Linked DNA regions of Mus musculus: region 2 is linked to region 1. Evidence: chromatin loops called from intact Hi-C (ENCODE). Cell type or tissue: left cerebral cortex. All regions are shown on one strand. Links, peaks and the distances in the headings refer to the core of each region. The heading gives the core; the rest is flanking DNA.

Region 1 (7,516 bases), core at 1,809-5,808:
AAAAATTGATGAGGATTCAGTGTGTGTGTGTGTGTGTGTGTGTGTGTGTGTGTGTGTGTGTGTTTTCAAAGAATGAAAATACTTTGGATGCACTTGCTATACGTGATGTGGCAATAATTGGTGCTTCATCATCAATGCCGTCTTTAGGCAAAGCACCATGTTGTAAGTTTAGAAGTGGTATTTATTTGTCTAGCTCTGTGAATGAATACCTTGGTAAAGACGACATGAGACCAGGGAGTCACATTTGACTCCTACTTTCCCCCAAAGAATGCTGGAGGATAAACTCCCATCCTTTAATAGCAATCTGGTCGCACCTGTAACACCACATTCTCTTTCAAGGTCTTAAGTACAACCCAGAGAATCACACTTAGCCAGATAATTGTCAAGTTTATGGAAGAATCTAGTCCTTGGAAATGCTTTTTATTCTAAAGATACTGTACTTCATGACTGGTGTATGCATGACTTTTTGGTCCTACTGAAGCCAGCAAAATATTGAAATGTGCATATATGCATTTGGAGATGCCCTTATGAAGACCTATGAGCCCCTAATTAAGAAAAGGTGCCTTTAGTGTAATTGCTACATATTCCACTGAGTTGAACATTTCTGCTATTTTGTAAAGCTTTCACCAATGTATTCTGCAATTTGAACGCTTAATAAAAACATTAATAGTCTCTGGTCTTAGGAGGTGAACCAGTTGGTAAAGTGATTGCTATACAGGCATAGCGACCCGAGTCAGGTAACCAAAACACACATTAAAAACCGTGGTATGGAGGACTAGGGGGTTCCTGGGGCTCACTGGCCAGCCAACCTAGCCTAAGCAGCAAGCCCCAGATCTCAGTGAGAGACCTGTTCTCAAAAACCAAGAGGAATAACTGCTGGGGCCTCCACACTCACACATTACAGGGACACATGCACCCACCCCCAACACGCCATCACATACACACACATAAAAAATATATAGCAATCTTTCAATCTAAATGTTCAACATTTTTAAAGGGTCTGGTTCAATGCAAAGTCCTCATCAACACAAATTCACATTAGAGCCCATTTCGTAACTCCTGTTACAATAGAAACTGCACGCATGAATTGTATTAAATGATCTCCCACTAACCCTCCTCACGATCTTCCTCGACAGAAAACATCCCATATTACAGATGAGCTGTTTCCTTCATGGAATCGACTGCCTCCGTGGTTAACTCCATATATAAGTGATTAAGAAGCTCAGCTTCACATCCACGAGAGACTCCCCACGCGCATGCGCCCACTGAGGACCCTCAGCTTCACATCCACGAGAGACTCCCCATGCGCTCACTGAGGACCCTCAGCTTCACATCCACGAGAGACTCCCCACGCGCATGCGCCCACTGAGGACCCTCAGCTTCACAGCCACTAGAGACTCCCCATGCGCATGCGCCCACTGAGGACCCTCAGCTTCACATCCCCTAGAGACTCCCCATGCGCATGCGCCCATTGAGGACCCTCAGCTTCACATCCCCTAGAGACTCCTCACGCGCCCACTGAGGACCGCCCTCTATGGCAGAAGCTTCCAAGCATGAACTTGCTTCATTGTCACAAAAGCTTCTGAGACATTTGTAACCTTTACCACAGCATGAGTGAGAACGCTGTGCTCAGCCACACGGCTCACAAATGGTGGTGGCTTGTCCTATACCGGGTCACAGTGTGCTTCCCTAAAATCTAGTTACACCCAAGACAAGCAAAACCCAGAAGGCCATGCTCACTTCTACAACAGAGCAGGCATAGTCTGATTACTGCTATGTCTCTACTCTACAACCTGTGTCTTGGGGCTGCAGAAATGGTTCGATAATCAAAAACACATGTCGCTCCTGCAGAGGACCCAAGTTTGGGTCCCTAGACCCACACTGTATGGATTACAATCACTTGTACTTTCAGTTACAGAAGGGCCTGACACCTCTGACCTCCACAGACACCTACACTTACCTGTGCCTTCCCACACACAGACACACTCACATACACACAAAAACTCCATGTATTGGGTTCAGCTGTGCTTGCCTGTAAATCCCAGCCCTTGGGAGCCTGACTTGGAGTCTGCTGAGAGTTTAAGGACAAGTTCTAGGTTAGTCAATGAGTCTCAGTCTCAAAACAAAATAGAATGAAATAAAATACAATAAAACAAAACCCCCCTCATCGTGCCTTCTGCTGTGACACACTAAATTGTTATTTCTCTTTTGACGTGGATTCTTCTAACAGCAATACACCCATTTTTTTTCTCCACACAACTGCAATATATTGGGGGGGGGGGCTGCCATGGTTTTTGTTTTGCTTTGCTTTCTTTTATATGTATAAGAATATGTTCATTCTTTCTTTTCTCTTCTTTTCTTTCTTTCTTTTTTTCTTTTTTTCTTTTTTAATTAGGTACTTTCTTCATTCACATCTCCAGTGCTATCCCAAAAGTCCCTCACACCCTCACACACACACACACACTCTCCCACCCACCCACTCCCACTTCCCGGCCCTGGCGTTCCCCTGCACTGAGGCAGATAAAGTTTGCACAACCAATGGGCCTCTTTGGGCCTCTTTTTCCACGGATGGCCAACAAGGCCAGATACATATGCAGCTAAAGACACAAGCTGGGGGGGGGGGGCACACTGGTTAGTTCATATTGTTGTTCCACCCATAGGGTTGCAGATCCCCTCAGCTCCTTAGGTACTCTCTCTAGCTCCTCCATTGGGGGCCCTGTGATCCATCCAATAGTTGACTGTGAGCATCCACTTCTGTGTTTGACAGGCCCCAGCATAGTCTCACAAGAGACAGCTATATCAGGGTCCTTTCAGCAAAATCCCGCTAGTGTATGCAATGGTGTCAGCATTTAGAGGCTGATTATGGGATGGATTCCACCTCACACCAGTCAGAATGGCTAAGCTCAAAAATTCAGGTGACAACAGATGCTGGTGAGGATGTGGAGAAAGAGGGACACTCCTCCATTGTTGGTGAGATTGCAAGCTTGTACAACCACTCTGGAAATCAGTCTGGCAGTTCCTCAGAAAATTGGACATAGTACTACCGGAGGATCCCGCAATACCTCTCCTGGGCATATATCCAGAAGATGTTCCAACCGGTAAGAAGGACACATGCGCCACTATGTTCATAGCAGCCTTATTTATAATAGCCAGAAGCTGGAAAGAACCCAGATGCCCCTCAACAGAGGAATGGATACAGAAAAATGTGGTACATTTACACAATGGAGTACTACTCAGCTATTAAAAAGAATGCATTCACGAAATTCCTAGGCAAATGGTTGGACCTGGAGGGCATCATCCTGAGTGAGGTAACCCAATCACAAAAGAACTCACATGATATGTACTCACTGATAAGTGGATATTAGCCCAGAAACTTAGAATACCCAAGATATAGGAAACAATTTGCGAAGCACATGAGACTCAGGAGGAATGAAGACCAGGGTGTGGACGCTTTGCCCCTTCTTAGAATTGGGAGTGGAACGCCCATGGAGGGAGTTGCAGAGACGAAGTTTGGAGCTGAGACGAATATGCTCATCATCATGTTTGGAACTTTCACTCCACGATGGAAGGGTCTCTCTGCCCTTTGGTTTATACATAAAGTATATTTAAAATAATTCTTTGAAAACCCATGTATACATGCTACACAAAGGTCAAATGGATTCATATTTGTGAGTTTCTTTTTTCATATTTATTTGAGCATGCATCACGTGTGTGCAGGTACCCGAGAAAGCCAAATGAAGGTGTTGGAGCCTCTGCAACTGGAGTTTACAGGCAATTGTGAGGCTCCTATTGGGACTTTTGGAACTGAGATGTGATCTTCTACAAGGACCATCTCTCCAAGGGCTTACTTTCCCTTTTAAGTGTTCTCTGAGAATGCTGTGTGCTTTTGGAGAGGCCACGACTGAATAGTTACCAGAAAACTTCAATTTGTCGCCTATTCACTTCATCCAAATGACCTTGAATCAGATACTTCTCTGAGATCCTAGAAAGGGTGAGCCACTTCACTATTAGGATTATGATAAGTGCTTACTGGGAAAGCATCCTAGACAACCCAGTATGTAAAAGTACTTACCATGCAAACCCGAATCCCGTGCAGAAAAGCTACAGGGCTATTTCCAGAAGTGTGTGGGCTTACTAGCCTGGAATCGGTTCGCGCTCTGGCTTTGTCCTTCACAACCACTAGATGGCGCCAACTGTTTGAGACTTTTCTTGGTGCCTGACACTGTCTGGTTTCCAAACCCCCAAAAATGAATTTGGAATTGAGAAAGATTATCTGGCAACTTTATCCACAAACACTGAGTTGACATCTCTTTCTGAAATGAATTAAAGCTTTTTTTTTTTTCATTCTGGTTCCCATCTTTTAAAAGCCATTACATCGTGTTGTTCTTCCATTGATTCTCCGGGGCTTTCTCGAGTCTGTTAGACCTTCAACAATTCAAGATGTTTTCCAGCAGTCAGAACTACCTTCTCTAAAACATCCTGTGCTTTTCCAGCAAAGCGTGGGCCATGCTAGCGTCCATGCCTCTCTGGGAACTTGAGAGAAGCAATTTTCGATTAGTTAAAAAAAAAAAAAAAGGTTGTTAAATGCTGTCTTGTCGGAGGGCTGCATGTATGTTCAGTATGGCTTCAGAGAAGCCACATTTATGGGCTGAGGCATCAGTCTTGGGTCATAAACAGGACAAGGGCTACACTCAGTAAAAGATTAAATTAAACACACTCCTTGGTGATGTGGACTTTGCCAATGTACTTTTAAAGGAGTAATAAAATGTAACTGTGTTTTAAAACTGTCTCCTGAAATAAGCCTGTTCATTGCAGTGCCAGCTGAAGTAACATAGAAGCGAGAAGCACAATACAGACACATTCCCAGTGCACAAGTCCCACTGATGAGTCTCTTCCAAACTGATTTTTCCTTAATTTTGCTCATTGCACATAAGATAACATAAAATGATACGACTTGGGGAGATGGCTCAGCAGTTAAGAGCACTGGCTGCTCTTGAAAAGACCCATGTTTGTTTTCCAGCACCTACGCATGGTAGCTCACAACTATCATTAACTCCAACTCCTGGAGTTCTGACACCCTATTCTGATCTCTACAGGCAAAGTCATGCATGTGGATGTGGGTTACATACACACAGAGACAAACATTTATACACATAAAATTTTAAAAGCATCTTTTAAATGACATAAAGTGAGCCAGTGAGCCGAAGCTATCGCATTTAGCATTTTGATCAAAAGAAAAGAGCAGCATTGAAAAACCAGTGGTGTGCTCGTTCTTTCAACATTTTAGAAACCACCATCAGGGCCCAGCATGGTGGTTCCCATGTCTAATCCAAGCACTCGGAGAGTGACAGAGAAGGTTCTCGGGTTCAATGCCAATCTGATCTACATAGTGCGATACTATCTCAAAATATCAAAAAGTTTCAGGAGGAGGATAAAGTGGGCTAAGGAGGGAAAGAACGGGAGGGAGAGAGAAAAGAAGAGGGGAGGAGGAGGAGGGGAGGAAGGAAAGAGAATCAAAGAGATGATCACTGGGGTTAAGGCTCATGATTTAGGTTACTCTAAGCAATTATACCTCTATGTCTGCCCAAAGCCAAACCTGTGTTGGTCTTACCTTAACCTAAACTTTTACCCCCAGAATAAACTAATGTTCTCAATATCAATCATATATCATCTAAAGTTGAAAATGTCAAAAAGCCGGGAGCTCTTGGGGGGGGTGGGGGTGGGGGCCTGGTTGCTGTTCTTCCTATGGGGTTGCAAACTCCTTCAACCAAAGAGTACACATGGAGGGATCCATGGCTCCAGCTGCTATGTAGCAAAGGATGCCTTATCTAGTAATCCCTTGGTCCTATAGAGGCTTAGACCCCAGCACAGGGGAATGCTAAGGAGGTGAGGCTGGAGTGGGTAGTTGGTTGGGGAGCACCCTCATAGAAGCAGGGGGAAGGGGAAGGCGATAGGAGGGGTTTCAAGGGAAACCTGGGAGGAGGATAACATTTGAAATGTAAATACATAACATAGCCAATAAAAAATGTCAAAAAGCACAGACTGTTAATGACATGGACATTTTCTTTTTTGACAAGAGAAAAAAGATGGGCGAGTCAGCACTCAGGAGCCTAGTCTCTGATCTGGGGCAGGGACACGTGGCCTTGTTTGGAGAAGGGCAGACAGAGGCAAAGAGTGAACTGGCACTGGGAAATCTTTGCTGTAATTAGGGCCTTGAGCATACCAGGCAAACTCTTTACAGCTGAGTTACACCCTCAATCCTATTTTCAAGTTTTATTTTGAGGTAAGGTCTCAGTAAGTTACCCAGGCTACCAGACTGTCAAGGATGGCTTTGTGGCTGGGATCCTCCTGCCTCAGCCTTCCAACTAGCTGGAAGATCACCAGCTAACAAGTTTGGCTTAAATCTTAGCATTCTTAAGTGAGTGAGATTAGGCCAGACCAAAACACAACTACCTTCTTGTCTTGTTCCCGTGTACATCTGCTTCTTGATGGAGGACTGGGTCTTTTTGGAGATACTCCCAGCAAGAGTGCCAAGGCCCAGAGTAACACTTCATGCACTTGCCATTGGCTTTAAGAGGTACCACTTTATGCCAATGAGGAAATTTGTCTTTCTCTCTCTCTCTCTCTCTCTCTCTCTCTCTCTCTCTCTCTCTCTGTCTGTCTCCATCTCTCTGACTCTCCTTTCCCTCTCTCCATCTGACTCTCTCCTCTCTCTCTGTCTCTGTCTCTGCTTATATGTCGTAAAAAGGTTTAATATTCCAGAACTTCTCTTTATTTGGGAGACACCCCCCCCCCCCTTTGCTGGTAGACTGGCCTTTTCTAAACATATTTTGGATAACCCTCAAATCTCTTCTTCTTCTGGCCTCTTCCTCGTGAACTGCTTGCCTAATTAGACTAGCAGTCCTTGGTTCCCTGAGATTCCTAACAGAGTGCTTCAGGATAATGACCTCACCACGGTCTGCTTCAGCCAGATGATTGGATCTGCCATTTACCTGAGCGGGTGCCAGGAGGCAAGCGTGTACTACACTTCAGGAAAAAAACAGACTGATTTGTTCAGGTGTGAGTAGTGGTTTCTCAACTGCCTGGACCTTCCAGTTCAACAAGATGTTCCAGGAAAACAGAATTTTGGAACCAGAGGAGAGACTGCTTAATGACTCTCAGGTGGTCAAACAGGCCAGACAAGAATGTGGTCTTAGCCTCTCAGCAACCAAAGGTGTCAGGAATAGGAACCCACCCCCCACCCCCACCCCCACCCCATTGCAGGATAAGATGGGAAAAGGAGAGGAACAGGGTGGGGTCTGTGTCACAGCAGAAGTTACTGGAAAGTTCCAGAACTCAGTCCTGAGCAAAAAAGACAGCACAACAAGCCAGCACCCCATCTGTCTCAGATTCCTGAAGATCTTATCAGGGTCTGCCCCTGATATTTTTCTCTTTACATTCCTGCCTCTCCCCTGCCACCTTCTATTACTTTATCTCTCACTTGAAAAGGTTTCATTGTTTAATAATCTGCTGCGTT
Region 2 (7,516 bases), core at 1,976-5,975, 210 kb after region 1:
CACACCAACCTGACACCAACAACTCCCTTCCCTACCAACTTGGAGGAAGCAAATGGCTTTGCTTTTCACAGGACTCCATTCGAGCGTGCTTTCAGTACTGGAAATGAAATAGTCTATGAAACTTTACCTTTTTTTTTCTTTTTTGATTTTAATATATATACATTTTAAAATCTGACGTCATTTGTTAGTGAGTTTAGAAGAGAGCATGAGTTTACACACAAAACGGTCTCGAGCAAAACTTTTTTAACACTTTCATTTTTTGAAAATTAAAAAAAAAGAAAACCCTTTCCCCCCCCCAAATTGAAGAAATTTGAGGGTGAATATCGGCTCCCAGTGATCCTGTGTCCGAATTCTCTGCTTCACTCTCACAATTGTTACAAACCTCCCACGCTTTTTTGCGTCCCCCCCCCCCCCAAAAAGGGAAGAGTCCTGTGAAAGTGTGTCTCCAGTCCCAATCAAAACATCAATTTGGCAAACTGGCCTCTTTCCCCTTGCGCTCCCGCACGGCCACTTCAAAGCCAAGCCAACAAGTCCGTAATTGTAACGTTGCATCTAAATATTTAAGCGAGAGTCTTGCCGTCGCGTGTCCATCTACAGTCCCCGTCTGTCCGGTAATTCCATTACCGCACAAAGCAAAAATGTTGCCCAAAACTCACAAACAGGAAAAGCGTCACCCTGCTGAGAGGGAGGGAGGGGGTTGGGAAGAGGAGGAAGAGGAGGAAGAGGCGGAGGGGAGGGGGAAAGAAGGAGGGGAGGAGGAGGAGAAGAAGAGGATGATGAAGGAGCAGTTTCTATCGATTAGTCACCGCTTTTGTGTTAAAGGCTTTCTTTAAAATAAGAAAAAAATGGGGGAGGTTGCAGAAATTTCACTAATGTGAGCCTCGGGCTAGGGAGGGTAGAAAAAAAAAAAGGAGAAAGAGAGAGGAGAAGAAGGGGGAGGCGGGCTGTGTCTAGATGAAAGTGAGAGGGACATAAAGGAGGCAATTGAGTCGGCTGCAGCCGGGCGGGCTAAGCTGCGGGCTGGCCGGAGCGCGGGGAGGGGCGGCGCGGCGCTTTGGCGCAGGGCGCAGCAGCGGGGGCCCGAGCTATTGTGGCGGCGCCCGCGGGCCCGCTCTGCCGCGCCGGGGGAGGAACAGAGGCGCCCATTGAGTTGCCACAGCCTGGGGTGCCTAAGCTCGAACTTCGCTGGTCCGGCTGCGCCTGCTACGTCCGCGCTTCTGCTCCAGGGGCAGGGGTGGAAGGTCCCCGGACGCGCACTCCTTTTCTCACCAGGGTGCTGGAGCAGGAAGGATGGACTCGGCAGGGGTGCAAGGAGCCTTGGGTCGCTTTTGAGCGCCCAGCAGGATGCACACGCTGCCTGTGCGGCTGCGCAGCTCTTGGATTGGACAAGAGGAAAGGAAAATTGGGAAAGACAGAGGGGACCGTTTAGGAAAAGGGACAAGATCGTGAAAAGAAGAGGGCGCCTCTGACCTCTTTCTGGGTGCCTTTCTCCCTGCATCCAAGGGTCTGCCAAGCAGACCCCAGGCCAAATGTGTGTCCAGGATAGCCAGTCTCAGCAGCAGGTACCAGGCCCATCTGGCAAGAGCACACAGCAGTGGTGGGGACACACGAAAGTCCCTCCTCCACCAGCTTTTCCCTCCCCTTTGCCAAGAATCAGAGAGCCTTTTCTCAACATCCATTCTATTTTACAAGTGGGACCGCGAGAGACTTTTGATGCCCAAACAACAGAGGGGGGGATATTTGAGGTTTCTAGACTTCAAACTGCATCTTACTCTTTTCCTTTCTCTGGGCCCCTCTTGCCCTCTAGGGTTCATCCGGAAAGGAAGCTGGAGGCACTAAAGGGACCCAGGCTGCGTCTTCCTTGACAACCCCAAATTAAATTAGACTTCAGCTTCTGAGTGTGTGTGTGTGTGTGTGTGTGTGTGTGTGTGTGTGTGTGTGTGTGTGTTTTCAAGGACACAGCCCCCACTGAGGGAAACACTCTGATTTTAAAAATGGTAGCAATTGCCCTTGAATGGCAACCGGCCCAGCTAGACGACCCAAAAGACTAGAAACATTTTGTAGGTGAAATGGCCACTTTTTCCACGCTGGAGAGTCCATAAAACTTCCTGGCTCGGCAGCTACTGGGGCTCATTGAATAATTCATCCCTCATTGCAAGCCCATAATGTCTATTCTGGGCCCTTTGTGGGGCTGTTTTCTCTTCTTTTCTCCTTGAATTATAAAAAGGTTGCCTTCCTTTGTTCCCATCACGCTGCTCTGAGCTGCAGCTTTGTCTGGGCCAAGCTAAAGTGTGAGTTTCAATGGACTCTCCAGGCTTTGTCTCCCAAGTTCATCTCCAAGTGTAGATTGTGTAGAGAAGGCCTTCTTTGTAAACGCTGGAAAAGTTGTACAAATGTTTGACCAGCTCATTTGGGACGTTTTGTCTCCTGGGCCTCGGTTGTTGCCGCTGTGGGCAAGCGGCTGGTCTGCCTGCCTGCCACTTCTAGCAACAAGTAGCTAAGCCATGGATCCCAGCAAGGCCTCTCCCATTAACTAAAGGCCCTTCTAGTCTCTGCGTTTTGGGAGCCCATTCCGCCTACAAGAAGTCTGGGTCCTCGGCCCCTGCCTTCTTTTATCCTAGCACCTCTAAACTGCAGCTAGGGCTGGAATAAAAACAAAGGTGACCAGGAAAGTTCTCCTGGCTCACAACGAGTTCACAGAAGCCCCCCCCCCCCCCGCAGTAAGCGACAGCGTGTGCTATCTCTCTGCTTAACCGCCTTTCATTTGGGGTGCCTTTTCTTGATCATATGTGTGTCCCAGAGCATCTGGGCTTCCCTCTATCAAAAGCTCTGGCATTTGGTCAATAACATTCAACTCTAGATGGTGAAGAGGCAGCATTTGAATTAGTTGGTAAAGCAGCTTTCCTGGAAGGCCAAAATTGTCCCAAGGTAGAGAAATAGATGGATCAGTCTGTGGTACTAGATCTATGAAGACACTTATCTTCCTCCTCTTCCATTTCAGAAAGTCCCTGGTGGAAAAAGGGTTCTTTCTTTTTGCAAATTTTTATGTTCGGAGATGACTCCAAACAGGTAACAGGGAAACAGCCTATATAATTCTCAATCCCCTAAAGGGAGGTTTTTCTCTTGGTGCTGACAGGTCACAGCCAACAAGGACTGGGTGGTCTGTACCCCTGGGGGGGGGGCAAAGGGTATAACTTCACAAGGGGCTCAAGTACACAGATCCTTTAAAGATATAACCCACCACTTGGGTACAGGAGGTTGCCAGACACATACAGGTTAAACCTTATCCCTCTTGAAAACAAATGAAAAGTGGCCAGCTTATATACACACATGCACACACATATTTATAATCATCAGGGATAGGGCACCTTTATGCTCCCACTGCCCAAAAGAACCATATTCTCATTAATTCCCTCCCACATGCAGTTTTCCCAGGGTGTAAAAGCTACGTCAAGTTCTCAGACTTAATTAGTTACCCCCACATTCTTGGCCCATATAATTTTTCAGAGAATTTTAGTTTCCATCTTGAAAGTGTCCACCTGCAACTCATTTCAGACTTCTCAACTCTAAGGAACTAAAAATGGTGGAGAATAAAACTCACAATAAATTGGACTTAGTATTGTTGGAACGTGGCTCAGAGGTACAGCACTGGGCCGATCATATAGGAAACGCTGGATTTGCTCGTCAGGAAATTAAAATAAAAATTAGAATAGAGAAGATTTTTTAACGCCAAGTACCTCTCTGGCCTTTCACTTGAATGTCCTTCCCTCTAACCTAAGCCGGAGGTGAGCTCTGAGATGAGCCACTGCTGGCCTGCGGTTGCGCAGACCACAAATCTCAGCGCGCGGCCCACTGGGCCCTCTTACCTCGCTCACTCAGGATGCCATCGATGCTGTGTTTAGCCTTTTTCTCGCTTTCTTCTGCTTCCTTCCTTTCTAGATCCGCCTCCTCCTCTTCTCCTTTTCCAAATTTACTCCTCAGGATGCGGCTGATAGAACTCACTGGAGAAAAGAGGAGCGCACACGATTGAGAAGCATGGAAGGAGGGGGAAAGATCCCAAAAGACACCTCAAAGGCCCAGCTAACGTACTCAACCCTCTCCCTACCCTTGAGCAGGGCTCAGTGCTGTGTTCTGCATCTGTGAGCATCCGGGGCTTCTGCCTTCTCTCGGTCTTAAACTGCTTTTCTCTGTCTCCATCTTACGTTAAAACCCTCACACTTTCGTGGGGTTTTAATTACTTAGACTGGAGATGAAACCTGAAGATCTCGCACCTCCAATTCAGAACCGAGAAAGGTTCCTCCTGCCCCTCTCCGAGGATCGGTTGGCTACTTGTCTCTGAACACTCTAAAGAGACTTCTTCCACCAGCTTCACCCTTCACCGTCCCCCCTCCCCACCTGAAGACACTGGTCCCCCGCAAAGGCCTGGGAAGAAGAACCACAGAGGGCCTGTCGCCTGCAAATCAACTTGTTTTGAGGATAGAAAGGGTTTAAGTTTCAACTGCAGAATCATTCCCTATTGTAAAAATCAAAAGAAAAATGCATTCTCCCGATTTATTTTTTCCAGATTCCAGTCTGGTAAACAAATCCATGCTCTGAAATATATCGTTCTTACAGAGGGGGAAAAAAGGGAGTTTCCTTTTAATTAAAAACAAACTCTTCCCGCGCGCAGGCCTAGCGCTGGTCCTCCCTTCCCCTGGACCTCTCCCAAGCTGCCACGATGCTGGTCGGATCCTGGAACTCTTGGGAAAATCATGCCCGGCCCGAATTTTTCACCCCTTTAGCTCCTCAGCCAACTCTCCACTGGTACCGCTTGGATCTCCCTTCAGTGAAAGTTACCAAAACATTTGTTTCTCTTTAGAAGGGAACATCAATATTAATCTTTTGGTCTGCGCCCCGCATTTCCTTCCAGCCTTCTTAGCAGAAATCCGTGGGGGGTGGGGGGAGCGGAGGGGGAACCTCAGAGGTCATCTCCCAAGACGCCACCCTGGGGACCAGCAGATCACCCACTGCTCCATAAAACACTAAGAATGTCTGGCTTGTAAATATTTCAGGTCAGCCTCCCAATAGCCAAGATGGATAATTGGGGTGATTTTATGGCTGGCACGACCCGTTGGAGTATGAGCCTGACGGTCGCGCCTCCGGGAGAAGTTAATGGACCCAGTACCTGAGGGCACAGTGTTCCGATCACAGACAGCGTCCTTGAGCAATTTGTCTCTGATTTCCCAGCTAAACATGCCCGGGTTCTCTCTTTTGTATTCCTCAATTTTCTTCTCCACGTCAGGCGTTGTCACCTGCTTTAAGAGAATAGGCGGATAGTGCGTTGGTACCCAGTATCCTGGGTCAGACACGGTGCCCCAACCTCGTGGCTTTTCTGATGCTCTTTCCTGTATTTTCTTGGAATGTCCCTCTGCTTAGCCAAAGGACTTTAATTCCGTTTAGACAGGAGATGACAGGAAATTATCCCACTCGGTGCGGCCTGGAGACCCTCCACCTGCCCAGAGATGCTCGGGAACCAAATTAAATTAAGGGGAAAAAAATCTAACAGCTTGGAGGTGAGGGAGGATTGTACTTTCTGGTACCTAGAAAATCCTCTCGGAATCCGCACAAAAACGAAACTAAAAGGAGAACGTTTGAAAAAGCAGCAATAAATAAATAAATAAATAAATAAATAAATAAATAAATAAATCAAATTAGATAAGGTCCATGGAGATCAGATCTAAGCTAAGGGCAGATTTGGGTGAGATTTAAAAGGACGTGTATGTATCCAGGTTCTTGTGTTGTTGTTGTCGTCGATGCTGTTTTCAATTAGACAAACATGGATAATTTGAAAGGATGACTCTTCCACCCACTTAAATAAAAACTGTGTCCTAAGATTCTCAGATTAGGAGAGAAAATAGGGAGGGAGAGGGATTGTGTTTGGGAGTCTTCAGTGTGCCATATAGCCCATTTGATTTTGCACACACACACACACACACACACACACACACACCCGCCGCAACTAGAAAAAAAAAATTATACCGGCCTCTCTGAATAATCCAAAGAGAAGGCAGACCCTGTATGATCTCTTCCCACTCCCTAGCCAGCAGAACTTTTTTGCTTTTTCAAAGAAAACTAAAATAAATCGAGGATCTCACCAAATTGATTTGTTTAATGGAGTCAAGAGGCTTATTATTAAAACACACACACACACACACACACACACACACACACACATCTTAACAGCCCTGACTTTTGACTTCTTGAGAACAATTTGCAAGGGAGGGAGATTCAAAGCTGGGAAAGAAACTATCCAAGAATTAAACCGAGATGTTTAACTTCATACTAGGAAGGCAGTGCAGTGAGTGGGAAGACTCTGTGGGAAGTTGGAAATCGGGGAAATAACTTGATGAGGGCTCTAATGCTCCCAGGCATTAAAATCTAAAGTTAATCTTCCTTTGCTAAAAGTGCCAGCCCTTTTCAGTGTAGAAGGACCACCACCAACCATAACAACTGAGTTCTACACACACACACACACACACACACACACACACACACAAACACACACACACACACACACTCCTTCCTAGATTTGAAAACTAGCGCCCTTTGAAAGTCCCTTGCTCTCTTTAGAACGCGCCCACTCTGGACCCGCTGGATCACAGGCCCTAAGTCCACGAAACCAGGTCCCGGGCTCACCTTGGGTTTGCTGCCGCCGATGGCACCAGGTCGGATGGAGCCTGTCTCCTGGTACCTGCACAGGATCTTAGAGACGCAACCATGGGACACGCGAAGCTGGCGAGAAATGACGCAAGGCCGAATGCCATGGTGGGCCATCTCCACTATCTTGTGGCGGATATGGTTGGGCAGAGGCCTGCCGTTGATAAATACTCCTCCGAGCTGGTTGACTCGGCCCTGGCCAAGAGGGGTGGACACTGGGAAGAGATGGCGAAAGGAGAGAGCCCGAGAAAGTCATTTAGGAAGAATAGAAAGCAGCAAAAAGAACCTAATTCTGCATCCTTCTGGCCAATTTGCCTGTGACAGTTAAAACACAAACCACCAAGCTCTGGGCTCCCAGTCCCGGACCCTTAAGGTTCTATTTATTCAAATAATTACCCGATGCAAGGTCATATAATCTTTTGGAAATTGAGCGATCGGAATGAGGTAACTGGCTGTAGAGAAACTGTATTTTCTCTTTTATTTGGGGGAGGGGGGCTGTGCTGCAAGTTGGAGGGAGACCTAGGACTGATGTCTAAAATGTCTTGCGATAACTGCCTCAAAGTCCTGAGAAGGCAGAGGTCCCGATAAGGGTATAGTAGGCAAGGGTTGGGGAGGCTCCCGAAAGGAGACACAGGTGACAGCAGGTATCACCTGTTACACTTAAAAAATAAAAATGGCAGCGAGCCTAGCTGTGGACACCACTGCCGAAATGACCGCCCTTGCACGTCACGTTTTACTCTGGATCGAGGTCGAAGGGCTCCTCCAGAACCCCAGTCTCCTGCTTTTACTTCCCAAATTATTTGGTCGGGTTCGGGTTTGC

What was found. Hi-C counts contacts between places; a loop is a spot of excess contacts. Peaks named below come from ENCODE experiments on the same cell type or tissue, not always from the same donor. Only the 100,000 strongest peaks of a DNase experiment are listed, where the experiment ranks them.
Region 2: a loop joins it to region 1, with 2.4 times the contacts of the local background. A loop is called at or near these places in 3 of 42 quality-filtered maps.

What each region holds. Positions count from the first base shown.
Region 1 is chr1:77,974,706-77,982,221 of GRCm38, forward strand. No RefSeq gene overlaps it. Among named protein-coding and RNA genes, the nearest start is that of Gm26263, 80 kb to the left of the region's middle. In left cerebral cortex, for the core only: a CTCF peak has its summit at 4,180 (motif pointing right); a DNase peak (open chromatin) is centred at 4,169.
Region 2 is chr1:78,188,576-78,196,091 of GRCm38, forward strand. It overlaps Pax3 (paired box 3), which reads right to left. Exons shown (of 8, transcript NM_008781.4): 2 at 6,676-6,911; 3 at 5,165-5,294; 4 at 3,867-4,001. Among named protein-coding and RNA genes, the nearest start is that of Pax3, 4.8 kb to the right of the region's middle. In left cerebral cortex, for the core only: no CTCF peak of the experiment used is centred there; a DNase peak (open chromatin) is centred at 4,079.